Linked DNA regions of Homo sapiens: region 1 is linked to region 2. Evidence: read pairs that join two places in POLR2A ChIA-PET (ENCODE). Cell type or tissue: MCF 10A. All regions are shown on one strand. Each heading gives the region's core, and the rest is flanking DNA. Links, peaks and the distances in the headings are about the cores only.

Region 1 (8,340 bases), core at 134-8,133, 530 kb after region 2:
GTGTGAAGTGATATCTCATTGTGATTTTGATTTGCATTTCCCTGATGTCCAATAATGTTGAACTTCATTTCATGTATTGACCATTTGTATACCTTCCTTAGAGAAATGTCAATTCATATAACTTGCACGTTTTTCATTGGGTTATTTGTCCTTTTATTATAAGTTGTAAGAGTATATGTTCTCAATACAAGCTTCTTACCAGATATGTGATTTATGCATTTCCTTTTTTTCTTTTTCTTTTCTTTTTTTTTTTTGAGACAGAGTCTCACTCCATTACCCAGGCTGTAGTGCAGTGGTGTGATCTCTGCTCACTGCAACCTCCACCTCCTGAGTTCAAATGATTCTCCTGCCTTGGCTTCTTCCTGCAGTAGCTGGGATTACTGGTGCCTGCCCCACACCCAGCTAATTTTTTAATTTTTAGTAGAGATAGGGTTTCACTGTTGTGGCCAGGCTGGTCTTGAACTCCTGACCTCAGGTGAACCACCGGCCTTGGCTTCCCAAAGTGCTGGGATTACAGGCATGAGCCATCACCCCCAGCCTGATTTACACATATTTTCTACTGCTCTATAGGTTATCTTTTCATTTCCTCTGTGGTAAGAAGCATAAAAGTTTTAAATTTTTATGAAGTCCAATTTTTTTGTATTGTTTTGTTTGTTTCTCAAGTTTTTGGTATTATATGTAAGAAACTTGCCAAATTCAAGCTCATTTACCTCTGTTTTCTTCTGAGAGTTTTATAGCTTTAGTTTTTAGTTATTTTATCGATTTTGAGTTTTTTTTGTATATGTTTTGAGGTTAAGGGTCCAACTTCATTCTTTTGCATGTGGCTATCCTGTTGTCTCAACACTATTTGTAGAATATACTGTTCTCTTTCTCATTGAATTGCTCTGGAACTCTTGTCAAAAATCAATTGACCATCAGACACATAGGTTTATTTCAGGACTCTTAATTCTATTCCATTGATGTCTATTCTTACGCGAGTACCACATTGTCTAAATTATTGTTGCATTGTAGTAAGTTCTGAAATCAAGATGCATGAGCCTCCAACTTTGTTCCTGTTTTTCAAGATTGTTTTGGTTATTCTGAGTCTCTTGCATTTCCATATGAATTTTAGGACCAGTCTGTCAATGTTTGCAAAAAAAAAAAAAAAAAAAAAAGCCAGCTGGGATTTTGATAGCAATTTTGTTGAATCTCTGTATACATTTGGGAAATATTAGTGTTTTAACAATATTTACTCTTATGATGCATGAACATTTTCATTTAGTTTTTAATTTTTTTCATTTTATACTTGACAGAATACAAGTTGCTATCGTAAATAGAATTGTTTTCTTAATTTCATATTTGGGCTTTTGTTTCTTTATATCTTTTTTCTCTTTGTTCTTTAGATTGGGTACTTTGTATTGCTTTATCTTTTTTTTATTATTATACTTTAAGTTCTAGGGTACATGTGCACAACGTGCAGGTTTGTCACATATGTATACATGTGCCGTGTTGGTTTGCTGCACGCATTAACTCGTCATTTACATTAAGTATTTCTCCTAATGCTATCCCTCCCCCATCCCCCCACCCCACGACAGGCCCCGGTGTGCGACGTTCCTCCCCCTGTGTCCAAGTGTTCTCATTGTTCAGTTCCCACCTATGAGTGAGAACAGTATTGCTTTATCTTTAAGTTCACTTGCATTTTGTCCTGTTATCTTCCATTAAGCTGTTAAGTCTATCCAGTGGTTTAAAATTTTTTTTTCAGATACTATATTTTTCAGTTTTAGAACTATTTATTTATTTATTTATTTATTTATTTATTTATTTAGAGACAGGATCTCACTCTGTTGCCCAGGCTGGAGTTCAGTGATATGATCGTAGCTCAGTGCACCCTTGAACTCCTGGGCTCAAGCAATCCTCCCATCTTGCTAGGACCACAGGCACGTGCCACCACGCCTGGCTAATTTTTTATTTTTTTTTCTGTAGAGATGGGGGTCTTGCTATGTTACCCAGGCTGGTCCCAAATTCCTGGCCTCAAGCGATTCTCCCACCTTGGCCTCCCAAAGTGCTGGGATTACAGGTGTGAGCCACTATGCCTGCCCCAGAACTTCTTTTTTATTAAAAAAAAAAAAAAAGTTATATTGGCATATTTTGCACATTATTTAATTCACCTTTTTAAAGTGTACAATTCTATATATTTTTAAAATTTTTTGTCCAGATGGGATTTTGCCATGTTGCCCAGGCTGGTCTTGAACTCCTGGGCTGAAGCAATCCTCCTGCCTCGGCCTCCCAGACGGTTGGGATTACAGATGTGAGCCACTGTACCCAGTCTGGTTCTTTTTTATAGTTTCTGATTCTCTACCAAGGTATCCTATCTTTCATTCATTGTGACAGTATCTTCTTTTACATTGAGCGTTGTTATATTAGTTGCTTACGAATCTTGCATTCTGGTTGGGTGCAGTAACTCAGGCCTGTAATCCTAGCACTTTGGGAGGCCGAAGTGGGAAGATGTCTTGAGCCCAGGAGTTTGAGACCAGCCTGGGCAGTCTAGAGAGAAGACCCCACCTCCACAAAAAATAAAAAATTAACTGGGTTTGGTGGTGCATGCCTGTGGTCCCAGCTACTCAGGACGCTGAGGTGGGAGAATTGCTTGAGTCTAGGTGGACAAGGCTCCAGTGAGCTGTCATCATGCTACTGCAGTCCAGCGTGAGTAGCAGAGCAAGAGCCTGTCTCAAAAAACAAACAGAAACCCTAAATAAAACCTTTTAATTCTAACATCTGAGACATCTCAGAGTTGGTATCCATTAATTATCTTTCTTTTAAAAATGGGTTACATTTTCTTTTCTTTGCTTTTAATTTTGTCAGTTATTCTGCACATTATGAACGTTATGCGGTGTAGACTAGATTCTGTTACATTCTTCCAAAGATTGTTTTGCTTGTTTTTGCTTGCTTGTTTTAGCAGACATTTACTTTGGTGGAACTCAAAATTTCAAACTCATTCTTCTTTGCTCTGGACAATAGCTCAAATCTCAATTTTAGCTTTTTAGATTTTAGCTTTTTAGATTTTAGCTTTAGCTGCATTGTCTGGAGTCTGCTCTGGGCATGCATAGTTCATAGGTCAACCAGAGATTTGGGCTGAGTTTACAGAGAATTTTGGCCCTCTTCTCTCTGGCTCTCTTTCTTTTGGGGTTTTCCCTTTCTAACTTCCTGGGATTGTAATGGCCCCTAACTCTCTTCTCATTCTTCAAGCCAAGCCAGAAAGACTGTGGGTTTTGGCCAGGTGCAGTGGCTCACGCTTGTAATCCCAGCGCTTTGGTAGGCCAAGGCAGGAGGACTGCTTGAGGCCAGGAGTTCAAAACCAGCCTGGGCAAACATAATAAACCCCATCTCTAAAATTAAAAATTAAAAAAAAATTAGCCAGGAATGGTGACACATGCATATGGTCCTAGCTACTCAGAAGGCTGAGGCAGGAGGACTCCTTAAGTCCAGGAGTTTGAGGCTGCAGTGAGCTATGATTGTACCTACTGCACTCCAGCGTGGGTATCAGAGTGAGAGACCTTGTCCTTTGTGGGGGGGGGCGGGAAAGAAGACTAGGTTTTTAATTCAGATTTTAGCTGCCACGCATTTCATGTACTGGCTCTATCTTCAGGCTAAAAGCTACAAAAAGGGGAAACTTTTGTTTTTTGTAGCTTTTCGCTTTTGTAGCTTTTAGCTTTTAGTGCTATTCCCATCTTTTTAAGTACTGACAATTCCCCTAAGTAAATGCCTTTTTTTTTTTTTCCTGGTGCCTTTAGGTAGTTTGTTTTTTCTGTTTTTGCCAGTTTGTTAGGTGCAGAGGGTTAGTCCAATAGGAACTAACTCAGCCATTATTAGAAGCAGATCGTTATTGTTTTTAAAATATCAAATTTTTTTCAGTAAGGTATAACTGTCTTTTACAGCTTAGCTGTTTTAAGGGCAAATTTTTATTTTTAAATGCCCTTTGGTATGTTCTGTTTTGTCTGTTTTGCACCGAAGGATTGAGGGTTTTACTTGAGACATTTAAAAACCTGTCTACTTTTATTCTCTTTATTATTTGGGATATTAGGGCTGTATCAGCTCAGAATACATAAAGGCTACACTTGGAGTAAGCATTTGTTTGTTGAGCCCTTTTACTGTTGAACAAAATCTAGATGTTTTTTTAGCCCAGTGAGAGCTTTCGTAGGAGGTACAGGTGTAGCTATAAAATAAAATTGATTTGTTTCCATAGAGATGTATTTTTTTTTTTTTTTTTTGAGACAGGGTCTCACTCTGTTTCCCAGGCTGGACTGCAGTGTTTTGATCACAGCTCACTGCAGCCTTGACCTGGGCTGAAGCAAGCCTCTCGCCTTCAGCCCCTGGAGTAGCTGGGACTACAGGTGTGTACCATCATGCCCTGCTAATTATTTTTTATAGAGATGGGGTCTCCCTACGTTGTCCAGACTGGTCTCAAACTCCTGGGCTCAAGTGATCCTCCCACCTCGGCCACCCAAAGTGCTGGGATTACAGGTGTGAGCCACTGCACCTGGCCCAGGAATGAATCTTATTATTTTATATATATTTACTAATTAACAGTTGGGGAATGCGGGAATCTCAGTGAAAACTCCCAGAATGTTTTGTTAACTAGACCAGTATTTTCCAATGTGATTAGGTAACAGAGTTTATGAGATGATCATGAATGAATATGGTTGGTTTTATTGGCAGAAGGGATGCTTTGTGTATTTTTTTATTTTGATAGAGTTTGATGTGCACGTATTAGAAAACTTCTTAACTGATTTGGAGAAAACGTATTTCTTTTCTGTTGAAAGGTGAAGTGGATCCTAAAGAGAGGATAGCACGCCAACGAAAATTATTACAGAAGAAACTTGGCCTTAATATGGGAGAAGCAATTGGAATGAGTACTGAAGAACTTTTCAATGATGAGGATTTGGATTATACCCCAACTTCAGCATCCTTTGTTAACAAACAACCTGTAGGTAAAACGTTTGGTTATTTGATTGCAAGTAATAATACAAAGGGTTTGCTTCATTTTGTTTATGTAATTATAGTTTAAGAAAATGTTATACTTAGCTCTGTTCATTGCTGCTTAGTGCCACCATAATTTAGCATCTTTTTTTAACTGGATTTCTGATGACAGATTCTATAGAGTTAGAAGCTCAACCTACCTCCCAGACACTGGACTGTTAAGTTGTAGTAGACCTTTTAGGCACTACTGGTATTGAAAGATTCTAATTGCTGCAATTGCTCTTTTTTTGGTATGTTCTTTGATGTAGGGAAAAGTAATTTTTTGGGAGAGTGAGAGATAGTAAGGGCTATTATAGTCAGATATGATAGTAGAAGTGTTTAGTGTTATGATTTATTCTTTTTTTTTTAAGTGAGAAATAAGACAACCGAGAAAGGGTATATAATATGAAGTAAAAGGAAGTTTTTTGCCAACAGGACACAGACATTTCCATGCCCCATAGACAACCATTTTCAAGTTACTTGTGCATCATTTCTGAAACTTGTGTGTACCAAGTGCATGTGTTTGTGTGTGTGTATATATGTATATGTGTGTGTGTGTGTTTGTGTGTGTGTGTGTGTGTGTATATATATATTCCTTTTAAGCCATGTTTACCTTTTCTCACTTCATACAGCTTAATGTGTCAGTATATTCAGATTGACCGCATTCTTTTTGGACAGCTTCATGCTGTTTTGTTTTGTGGCTGTACCATAATTTCACTCTTTTCTTCCTCTTCCTCTATTCCAGTTCCCAGTGGATACATTTGTGCTTCTTAACTTTTTTTATGCCACAGACTCTTTTGAAGCTCTAGTAAAAGCTGTGGCTCTCTTCGGAAAAATGCACATGTGAGATATTACATCTCAAGCGGTTCAGTACTCTTTTACCTGACCCCCAGTATTCTTTTAGGGGTCCATGGGCTGCATTAACAATTCCTGCTTTGCAATTATGAATCTCCTGTCTTGTCATTCCCCTGGTCTTTTCCTTTGCTTCAGTGGAGAATGGTTCTATTTGCCTTTATACGAATGGCACTTTAAACCATTAGAATTTGTAAAGTGTATTTTTTAGGGTTGGGGGTGTGAGTGATGATGAGTAACTTCTGCAGACAAGGGGGTAGAAAGGCAGATACTAGGAGAGAAAAAAGAGAGAGTATGAAGAGGCCAGAATACAGCAACACCCTGAAAGGAACAGAAGGAAATGGGGTAGAAAGGAAAGTGTAAGATGTAACTAGAAGATAAAGAGGATAATAGAATAAAAATGCAATAATATGATCACAGTATGGGTAATTGAACATGGTGTAAGAAAATGAATGGGCAGGTGTATTAGAAAGTGGGCTATACAGATCAGATTAATTGGGTGCGGGATAGGCAACACTAATTTGGGGTTTGCAAAATCCAGATTTATATATCATGGACCTTTGGGGGAAGTTGCTTGAGGTTCATCGTTGCCATAGGTCATTACAGCTGCATTGCTTATATATGTGCCCATGGTTCTTGATCAAGACTGCAGCAGAACATCCACACCAGTGACCTTAACTGTTTGTGGAAGTATAAATTTCAGTTGAATCTTTTGGTTAGGCACAGAAGGGATTTTTAGGCTTGAGCTTAAAAATCTAACGCACAGACTTTATAGTGTCTTCTGTGAATGGAAAAGAGCAAAAAGAGTAGACAGTAAGTAGTTAAGAGGAAAGGGGCATATGAGCTAAGTTGGACTATAGCATGCTGGACCAATCACTTAAGGCTATAATTTATTTATTTATTTTTTTCAGCAGATGGTGATGATCAGTTTCTTCTATTGACATTTATTCTCATAACTTTTTGGTGATATTATTTTTATTTTGAAGTCTTACCTCTTCAAGGCCTTCTCTATGGGTTAGGATCATACATTTGTGCCTCATAATGTAGCATAAAAAAAGTTAAGAAGCATATGTGTATCTGTTGGGAGTTGGAATAACAGAGAAAAGGGAGGAAAAGACTGAAATTATGGTACAGTCATACAACAAAAGAGTGTGAACCTGTCAAAAAAGAATGTGATCGATGTATATATACTGAAATTTATAGACTTGGTCTTCTTCTGAGGCTGAGACTATAGGTACTTATTTTAATTTCAAAAGTTCCAACTCAGCATTCTTTTATTCTTTTAGACTCTTCAGGCAGCTGAATTGATTGACTCAGAGTTTCGAGCAGGAATGAGCAATAGACAAAAGAACAAAGCTAAAAGAATGGCCAAGTTATTTGCAAAACAGAGATCCAGGGATGCAGTGGAAACTAATGAGAAGAGGTAGTAATCTTTTTTTGCCTATTCACTTAAAACAAGAGGGCTCTGTGGCTTTAATCTGTGTCTGCTTGATTTATAGAAACATTCTGCTGACATATTTAGCTGGGGAGTACTGTTTGGATTCTCTTACTCAATTGTCAGAGAGTATTCATTGTACTAGGAACTGAGACCACTTCCCCAGAAAAATCCACATGTACAGACTTTTTTCCTACTAATTATCAGTTTTGAATGAGGGCTGAGGATCTCCAAAGGGGAGAGCATTCCAGGCAGAAGAAACAAGTTTAAATGCCTTAAACATGGAATAATCAAGAAACAAATAGAAGGGCAGTATGGCCTTCTATACTGGGATGAGTGCACAGGAGAGTGATAGAGAATGAAATCAGAGAGGTGTCTAAGGACCACAAGTTAAGAATACTCCCTTAGTAAAGTGGGAGGTATTGTCACGATATTACCTCACCTGTGCCTTAAGCTGGGGCTATGCTAAATAGCCAATGATAATCTAGGCTAGTTTATGTAGTCCTGTTGAAGAAAAGAACTGTGTGGGTAAAGTCACTGTCCTCTGTTTCTTCATAAGTTACTAAAAGTGATCATCTATGCATGGCTTGGAGCAGCATTTCTCAAAGGGTGGTTCAAAACTATTTCCTTCAGGTGCTCTTCGAGGACCTTGTAAAAAAAAAATGCTGTTTTTTTTTTGTTTGTTTTTGTTTTTATGATGCAGTCTCTGTCGCCCAGGCTGGAGTGCAGTGGCTCGATCGTAGCTCACTACAGCCTCAAACTCCCAGGCTCAAGCAATCCTCCTGCCTCAGCCTCCCAAGTAGCTGGGACTACAGGTGTGAACCACCATGTGTGGCTAATTTTTAAATTTTTTGTAGACATAAGGTCTTCCTATGTTGCCTAGGCTGGTCTCTAACTCCTTGGCTCAAGTGGTCCTCCTTCCTCGGCCTCCCAAAGTGTCGGGATTATAGGCTTGAGCCATCACACCTGGCCAAAAATGTATATTCTTGGGTCCCACTCAGATCTGTTAAATAAGAATCTTTAGTGGTGCTCAGGAAATGTTTGCATAAATGCTGAAT
Region 2 (8,340 bases), core at 252-8,251:
GCCTTTATAAACCTCCACCGTCCCCCTCACCTCCGAGTTATTATCCTTCCCACCACCCCACCACTCCCCAGAATTAAGGGATGTCATGCACTCTCTGAACTCTTTGGGGCTGGTATATGTCTCAGTTCATATTAATTTCTTTTGAAAGGGAAAAGAAAGAGCCTTCAAAAGGTGTACAGATACTATTGCCAGAGTAGCAACTTCTTTTGGCATAGTGTTTGGAAATTAACTATTTTTAGTTAAAGTTGAAGAAGAGTAGAGAAAGATCAACAGAAGATGAATGAGGAAGTAGGTGGAGATGAGAAAGCTCTGAGAAGCTTTGATTTCCCTATTTTTTCTCCTTTTTTTATAGTTTTGTAGTTAACTCTGAGTGAAGAATCCCTTCTTGAGTGGTAAAATGTTATACTGGTGAGCTATATGAATAACTACTTACTCTTAAGTTGATATTTGTAACTTGGAGGATATCTGTGTGACATTCTAGTGAGCCATCAAAAAACATTTTTTGAAATAATGAAATGAATGTGCCCTTTTTTTTTGCTTTAGAGACTGCATTTATTCATTTACTTTTTTCTTTTTTTTTATTACACTTTAAGTTTTAGGGTACATGTGCACAACGTGCAGTTCTGTTACATATGTATACATGTGCCATGTTGGTGTGCTGCACCCTTTAACTCATCATTTAATATTAGGTATACCTCCTAATGCTATCCCTCCCCGCCCCCCCACAACAGGCCCGGGTGTGTGATGTTCCCTTTCCTGTGTCCATGTGTTCTCATTGTTCAGTTCCCACCTACGAGTGAGAACATGCGGTGTTTGGTTTTTTGTCCTTGTGATAGTTTGCTGAGAATGATGGTTTCCAGCTTCATCCATGTCCCTACAAAGGACATGAACTCATCATTTTTTATGGCTGCATAGTATTCCATGGTGTATATGTGCCACATTTTCTTAATCCAGTCTATCATTGTTGGACATTTGGGTTGGTTCCAAGTCTTTGCTATTGTGAATAGTGCCGCAATAAACATACGTGTGCATGTGTCTTTATAGCAGCATGTTTTATAATCCTTTGGGTATATACCCAGTAATGGGATGGCTGGGTCAAATGGCATTTCTAGTTCTAGATCCCTGAGGAATCACCACACTGACTTCCACAATGGTTGAACTAGTTTACAGTCCCACCAACAGTGTAAAAGTGTTCCTATTTCTCCACATCCTCTCCAGCACCTGTTGTTTCCTGACTTTTTAATGATCGCCAATGAATGTGCCTTTTAAAAATAGAAATTATTGAGATTTTACCAATTCAGCTGAATTGAAAAAGTCAGTCTGAAATTTGAGTCTGCTTAATGTATTTCAAATTAACTTGGTTTTGTTCTAGATGTTTTTGTTAAAAAAAAAGAACAAGACTCTTAATTGATTGAGAATTTTGACTGGATCAAATTGCATATTTTAAAAGTAGTATTTTACTGTATAACCATAATGTATTCATGTATTTTTATCTTTTCCTATATTATAAAATAAATGAATAAAATCTCTAATGCCACCTTGCCTTCCTAGTGATAAATGAACTGAAATTTCTGAGCTTCAGGACTAATGTTTGTAGGGCTAATTTTCAGTCATCTATATGATCAATTGCGTTGATTTTTTTTTGTGACAAAATTTTGTTTCAGAATCCACATCCTTATTTCCTAGTCTCCATTTAAAGATATGATTTATATAACTTAAACCAATTCCACTTGGGCTGGTGCTATTTAGGTTGGGAGGGAAGTTTGTACCTTGAAAGTAGCTGACTTTTCATATCTTAGTAGAAGGATGTAGAACAAAGTCAGCATTTCATGATTTTGTAACCCACCATCCTAATAGGGAACTGTGAAAAAAAACCATACAAAAAGAGAAACAAAATATCTTTACCCAGGATCAAGGCCTAAAATAGTCTCTTTGTAGACTGTAAATTATATCGTTGGCTCCAGGATGGCTCTGATTGGTAGTTTAGGTCAGTTTATTAAAAATTGGTAAAGTAGGGTATCTTAAATGTTTTCTATTTTAACTTGAAACCTATAAATATATGTTTATTTATCAGTCTTTTGTCATAATAACCTTTGCTCAGTATCTCAGGAAGCTACTCATTCTTTTGAAAAAGTAGTTTTTATATGCATCACAGATTCTTGGACTCATTGAGACTAAAGGGTGAATTTTATAGACATAGACGTTCAATTTAAAATATTTTAATTCAGAAACTCTAAGATAGTGAGATACGGCTTTTAAAGCATTTCGTGATGGAACAGCCAGCACTTACTCCTTTTTTCAAGGATTGGGTTAGAATGTGAAGAAAAATGTTGATCTTGTAAGGCAACTTTTGGAGTATAGAGGATGATCAAAGTAAATTTTACCAGAATTTTGAATATAGTACCACTTGTTAGTCAATTCAGAAGCGATGATGGAAAACCATGGTTGTTATTCTTATTGGCATTGGTAGAAAAATATGACGAAGAAATTGGAAATTTAAGATTCAGTCTGTTCCTCAATAGAGGTTGAAAGTAGGAACTCATGTATTCAAATAAAATTTAAAATAAGGTTGAAAATATTTAACTATATGTTAATAGCAGAACAGGTACTCTAAGTGTTTGTCTGTTTAAATATCTTGAGATTATTTTATATTATAATCTTACATATAATCTATGTGATTATATCATCAAAAAGACCATTGAAGCCCACATTAGGTACTTGTGAAATAAGATTTTTGGTTAGTTATTGTAATTACTACGTTTTTCTGCTGTTTGCAACGTTTATTGAATTCGAGTTTAATAAATGTATGGTCAGCCTCTGCCTAGAGAGTCAGGTCTATTATTTATTAGGTTGAAATAAATACATATCTATTATTTAAAGGTTGAAATATTTTGAGTATTTCTTTCCCTCAAAGAATTCTTAGTGTTTTTCCCTGTGTTCTCTATTTGTACTTATCTTCAATCTGGAACAGCTGGTTGAGTATCCCACTACTATTCCTCAACACCCCCAGCCCACTGTTTGTAGGCTGGCCACATTCCAGGCCATCATCTTTAGTGTTCTCCTGTAGGACTCATAGATAACGTATACAAAACTCAGTAATAGCTGTGGTCCAAATTTCAGAAGGTTTGTAAAGTAATGTTCTTTAACGTTTAATTTAGTCTGGAGTTTGGTGTCGTATTAAATACCCAGTAACTTCTTGATTTGATTCTCTAATATTAATCATTTTGCCATTGCACAAAATGATGCCCGTTTTTTTTCTCATGAAAGTCTTAGGTTGTAAGATTTCTCTTGTATGAGCTGATGTGGGGCAACCAGTGTTTTGAGGATTGACTTTTATTATTCTATCAATGTGTGAAAATGTCTGATTAATTTCATGTCATCTCAAGTATAACGTGTCAAGAGCACAATTATTTTACAAACAAGAGACTTATTAGACCAAGGAATTTTTTTCTATGTTGTTTAAGCTTTTATGATTACAAAAAAAAAAAAAAAGAAAATCAGGCTGGGTGCAGTGGCTCACATTTGTAATCCCAGCACTTTGGGAGGCCGAGGCAGGTAGATCATGAGGTCAGGAATTCAAGACCAGCCTGATCAACATGGTGAAACCCCATCTCTACTAAGAATACAAAAAAAAAAAAAGCTGGGCATGGTGGCATGTGCCTATAATCCCAGCTACTCAGGAGGCTGAGGCAGGAGAATCAGTAGAACCAGGAGGCAGAGGTTGCAGTGAGCCGAGATCGTGCCACTGCACTCCAGCCTGGGCGACAGAGCAAGACTATATCTCAAAAGAAAAAAAAAAAAAGAAAAAAAGAAAATCAGTCTACTATGCCTCCTTTTGGCAAAAGAGAATTTATTGGAATGAGGCACATAGATTGGAAGCAGAAAGCAAAGGAACAGAGACTGGCTGTTTTTTGTGCCTCTGCTATTCTCTTTTAGCTAGTCAGTCTTTTCTATATTCCCCTGTCTAAAATCTGGAAAGACTTCTGATTGACATACTAGGAAGCATCAATGTCCATCATGCCAAGCCAGCTAATACATGGCTACCCTAATTGCAGATGGGTTGCCCCTTAGTTGAGTGCCTACCTCAGCTCTAGTCCACAGCCATTCCTGCACAAAGAATAACAGCAATGCTATGGGGACCATGAGTGGGGCAATTTAAATATAAGGGAACATTAGATGGCAGCCATGGTAATGTGCATAGTAGATCTTCCCTCAAACCTTTGCATTCTTCCCCCCCTCAGGCTTTTTTCCCCTTCAGTAAAGCTTCTGAGTCATCCTTGCTCATTGCTTTCATTTTCTAACTTCCCATTCATTTGTCAATTTATTTTGTATAGTCCGTGCCACCACCATTACCCTAAATCTGTTACCTCAGCTGTCCTCAAGATTCATAGTTGCCCATTTCCGTTAGGCACATTTTAGACCTAACCACTCTTCATTATTTAACATTATTGACCTTTTTTTTTTCTTGAAACTTTATCCTCCCATATTTTTAACACATCACTTTCTTCTGGATTTCTTTGGTCATTCATTCTTAATCTCCTTTGCCAGCTCACATCATACATGCCAATATTTCCCACAGTTCTGTCCTTATATTATCAGTTGTGTCCAATCTTTTGGCTTCCCTGGGCCACATTGGAAGAATTGTCTTGTGTCACACATAAAATACACTAACACAAACTATGGCTGATGAGCTAAAAAGAAAAAATCACAAAAAAAATTTATAATGTTTTAAGAAAGTTTATGAATTTGTGTTGGGCCGCATTCAAAGCCATCCTGGGCTGCATGCACCCTGGGGGCTGTGGGTTGGACAAGCTCGTTATAGGTTTTCTGTTGATATATTACAATAACCCTGTTATAAAAATTCATTATTTCATCATGCGAAGCATACTTTTGCCTAGTGAGCATTGGTTCCTTTAGTAGTTACTCACAAATCATGTTGATAAAACCCAGTCTAGAATTTTCTTCAAAGATGCCCTCTTCTATACAGTGAGGTGTCAAAATATGCCTATTCTTCTGAAATTTGAAGAAAGCATTTTACATTGTTTATTTCACTTACTTTATAATTTATGGGAGGGTTTGTTCATTTTCATTATGCTTCAGACTTACACCTGAAATCGCTGTTAACAATTTGGTCATTTCTTGGCCCAGGCTGTCATTCCTCTTCATTCCCTATTATTACTATCTCTATTCAAATTTCATTTCTTCCAGTAGGCCTGGTTTAGCTTCCAGTATTTCTGCCCTTTATTCTATTCCCTAGACTGCTACCATAGTGATTTTTTTCTAAAATACAGATATGATCATGTCATATCTTGCTTAGAAGTCCTCAATGATTTTTCTCTATCTCTGTTCAGGATAGAATCTATACTCTGTAGCCTGAAGGCCTCATAATATGGCCACTACCTACCTTCCCAGTCATATCTTGCTGGACCATTCTCCCTTTCTGATTCTATATTCCAACTACACTGCTCCCTAAATACTACTGTTGCTTAGTCTTAGATAACATTCATGACAGTTGTCAATGAAAAAATGCCTTCTATGTGTTAAATTATTGTAGATGTTTACAGCTAAGTTAACAAAGGTCTGTTGCTGAGGGACCATTTATTATACAAGCACGGCTAACCTTATTTTACAAATTGGTTACTTTCTTATAACTGTCAAATTTGTGTGTCCAATTTGGCATTTGTTCGCACTATTATTAAGATTTTCTGACAACAAAATATACAAGTAAGCAAACTTAGCCCCAGTCATTAATAAAATTCTTATTTAAGCATCCTAATACATATAATAAGGAATGATTTACTTTTTCAAATATGTAACCTGTTTATATTTCATTTTCCTAATCAACACACTAGTTTTGTGTACCTGAACAAACTGCTTTAATTTACCAATATTATGCAAATTACATAATTTACTGACTATTTTATGGAAAGGTATTGTGTATCACTGTCTTACCTCTCTTTTCAATTTTCTCTCTTATCTTTGAGACTGTAAATCCACTAGACATTAGAACTGATAGTTGTTGAATAACTGTTAATTGAATTCTTAATTTTTATTGTTTGGAGATCCCACAAGTGAACTAAGCAATATTCTTTGAGACTTCTTTTATTAAGAAGAGGTGAAGGAAGGGGGAAGAAAAGAAAATGTTAGTCTTTCCTAGATGGTTTAGGACATGAGAAGTTTCCCTAAAGTACACTTAGTTGTTCTGCTTATGTAATATTCTCTGGTTAGGTGAATTGCTCCTAAAGCGATTAAATTTAACTCAACATACATCTATAAAAGTAGAGATTACATCAGCCACAAAGGGTTGTTGTGAAAATAGGCTGATGTGTTCAACACACGTACTGTCACATGTTAAGCCCTTAATTAGTGACAGCTGCTATAGTGGGAGACTGTAATATAAGTGTTAAGAATACAGATTTCATGGTCATTCAAACTGGAGTTTGAATCCTGGCTTCCCATTTATCAGCTCTGTGAACATGGGCATGGAAATTCAATTTCCCCATCTATAAAATGGGGTGTAAATACATATAGGAATGTTATAATGTATTAAAGTAGGTACTGTAGTAGTAGGTGTATAACAAGTACTCAACAAATGACTTGTTTCCTAACACAGAAATATTAACCCAGACATTACTGAGCTGAAATCTGGCCAAGAATCAAGGACCAAGCAAAAACAAATTACAATAAAATCTATGAACAGGCAAAAATGTCACACCAAAAAAATGCATATGTGTTTTTACTTTACTCATGGAAGTGTCCCTCAGGTTCCCATGTAGTGTCCATTACATCTCCATTGCTTGTTAGGTCACTTTAGGTGAGTCTCAGACAGTTCCACTTTCCTTTCTGTGAAATGAAGGAGTTAACTAATTTCTAAAAGTCTATTAATTCTAGAGACTTCTTAATTCTATGTGTATAGTGTCTGAAATTTATTCTCTTTGGGCTCTTTTATATTAATTTCTTTAAAAAGTAAATTTAAAGTGTAGCACCTATGCACAAGATTCACTGTATGACAAGCTCTGTGATGAACTTCTAGTCCAGCATGAAGGGCCAACATTAGAATGATTATAATTTTAGTGGAACAATGTAAATAAATTAGAAGAATAAATAAGAATGATTGGTTTTATAGAAATGGTGAACACTGGAAAAAGCTTCAGAAACAAGTTATGATAGGCTATTCTGCAGTTACAAATTAGCCCCAAGTTTCAGTGTTTGAAAACTATTAAGGTTTATTATTGCTAATGATATAGTCTAACATTGGTCAGGATTGGCTCTGTTTCACATAGTCACTCAAGAACCCAAGCTAACAGATGCTCTAACATGTCAACTCAGCCTGGATGGTTGCCACAGTCGAGGAAAAGAGAGAAGAGCTAGAGTTTTGCCCCAGTCTTAAATGCATTGGTACTTTCTGACTCAGAAATGACAGACGTCTTTTCCACTTGTGGCCTGTTAGAATGAATCAGATGGCTCTACCTAACTGCAAGAGAATGGGGAATTTAGTGAGCATAAATGCTTCTGCTATATTATATGAGTGAATTCTGAAAAGGTAAATGGCAATCAGTCTGGTGAATTAAGAAGGAGGAGATGAAAAAGAAACTCTTCCTCTACTGTGAAAGTGAAGACGTTACCTTTAGAATTTAAAAGTGGATGTTAAAAGAAGTTAACTACTGTATTCTCTTAAGCATCTGGAAATTGGAACATAGTATAAAAAGATCCCAGAGAGCTGAGAATAAGCCCTGAGGCAGCTCTATAGTTTAATCTTGCGCTTCAAAGTATGTGTGAAGATTTTTTGTATAATTACAAAATACTGATTAATTAAATAAGTACTATGAATTTTATAGAGTTGTTATTTTGTGAAAGATGTGATAATGGATAGATTCCATGTTTTAGAAGATTGCTATTACCTGTGCCTAAGGATCCCAAGTGCTTAGCACTACTTCTAAAAAAAAATTCTGGTATGCCCAATCACAGTGCTTAGAAAAACATAAACTCTAAAGGGTTATCTTTTTACCTGAACTTGTAAAGTTGCATCAAATGAGAGGATAGCCTTCAGTGAATCAGCCTGTAAGGTATCACATGCATCCTATTTATTAAAAATAATATTTATGGAGGTCACAAAAATAGTATTATTTAAATACACAGTTAAAATTGTAGTTAACATTAATGGAGGGTGTATAATGTGCAAGGAACAATGCTAATTATGTGCATTATCTCTGTTAAATCTTACAGTAAATCTATAAGATAGGTACTGTTGTTATTCCCATTTCCAAACTTCTCAATTTGTAATTGGATAGATAATAAGGCTGTTTTATATGTGAGACAGTTAAGTCCTAGAAAAGGTAA

Evidence for each region. Peaks named below come from ENCODE experiments on the same cell type or tissue, not always from the same donor. Only the 100,000 strongest peaks of a DNase experiment are listed, where the experiment ranks them.
Region 1: POLR2A ChIA-PET joins it to region 2 with 5 read pairs; 2 of 35 experiments call an interaction of 5 or more read pairs at or near these places.

The regions. Positions count from the first base shown.
Region 1 is chr10:91,946,604-91,954,943 of GRCh38, forward strand. It overlaps BTAF1 (B-TFIID TATA-box binding protein associated factor 1), which reads left to right. Exons shown (of 38, transcript NM_003972.3): 5 at 4,800-4,963; 6 at 7,134-7,270. Among named protein-coding and RNA genes, the nearest start is that of BTAF1, 27 kb to the left of the region's middle. In MCF 10A, for the core only: no CTCF peak of the experiment used is centred there; no DNase peak of the experiment used is centred there.
Region 2 is chr10:91,416,804-91,425,143 of GRCh38, forward strand. All of the region lies in intron 1 of HECTD2 (HECT domain E3 ubiquitin protein ligase 2), which reads left to right. The region is part of intron 3 of HECTD2-AS1 (HECTD2 antisense RNA 1); the gene reads right to left. Among named protein-coding and RNA genes, the nearest start is that of HECTD2, 11 kb to the left of the region's middle. In MCF 10A, for the core only: no CTCF peak of the experiment used is centred there; a DNase peak (open chromatin) is centred at 4,248.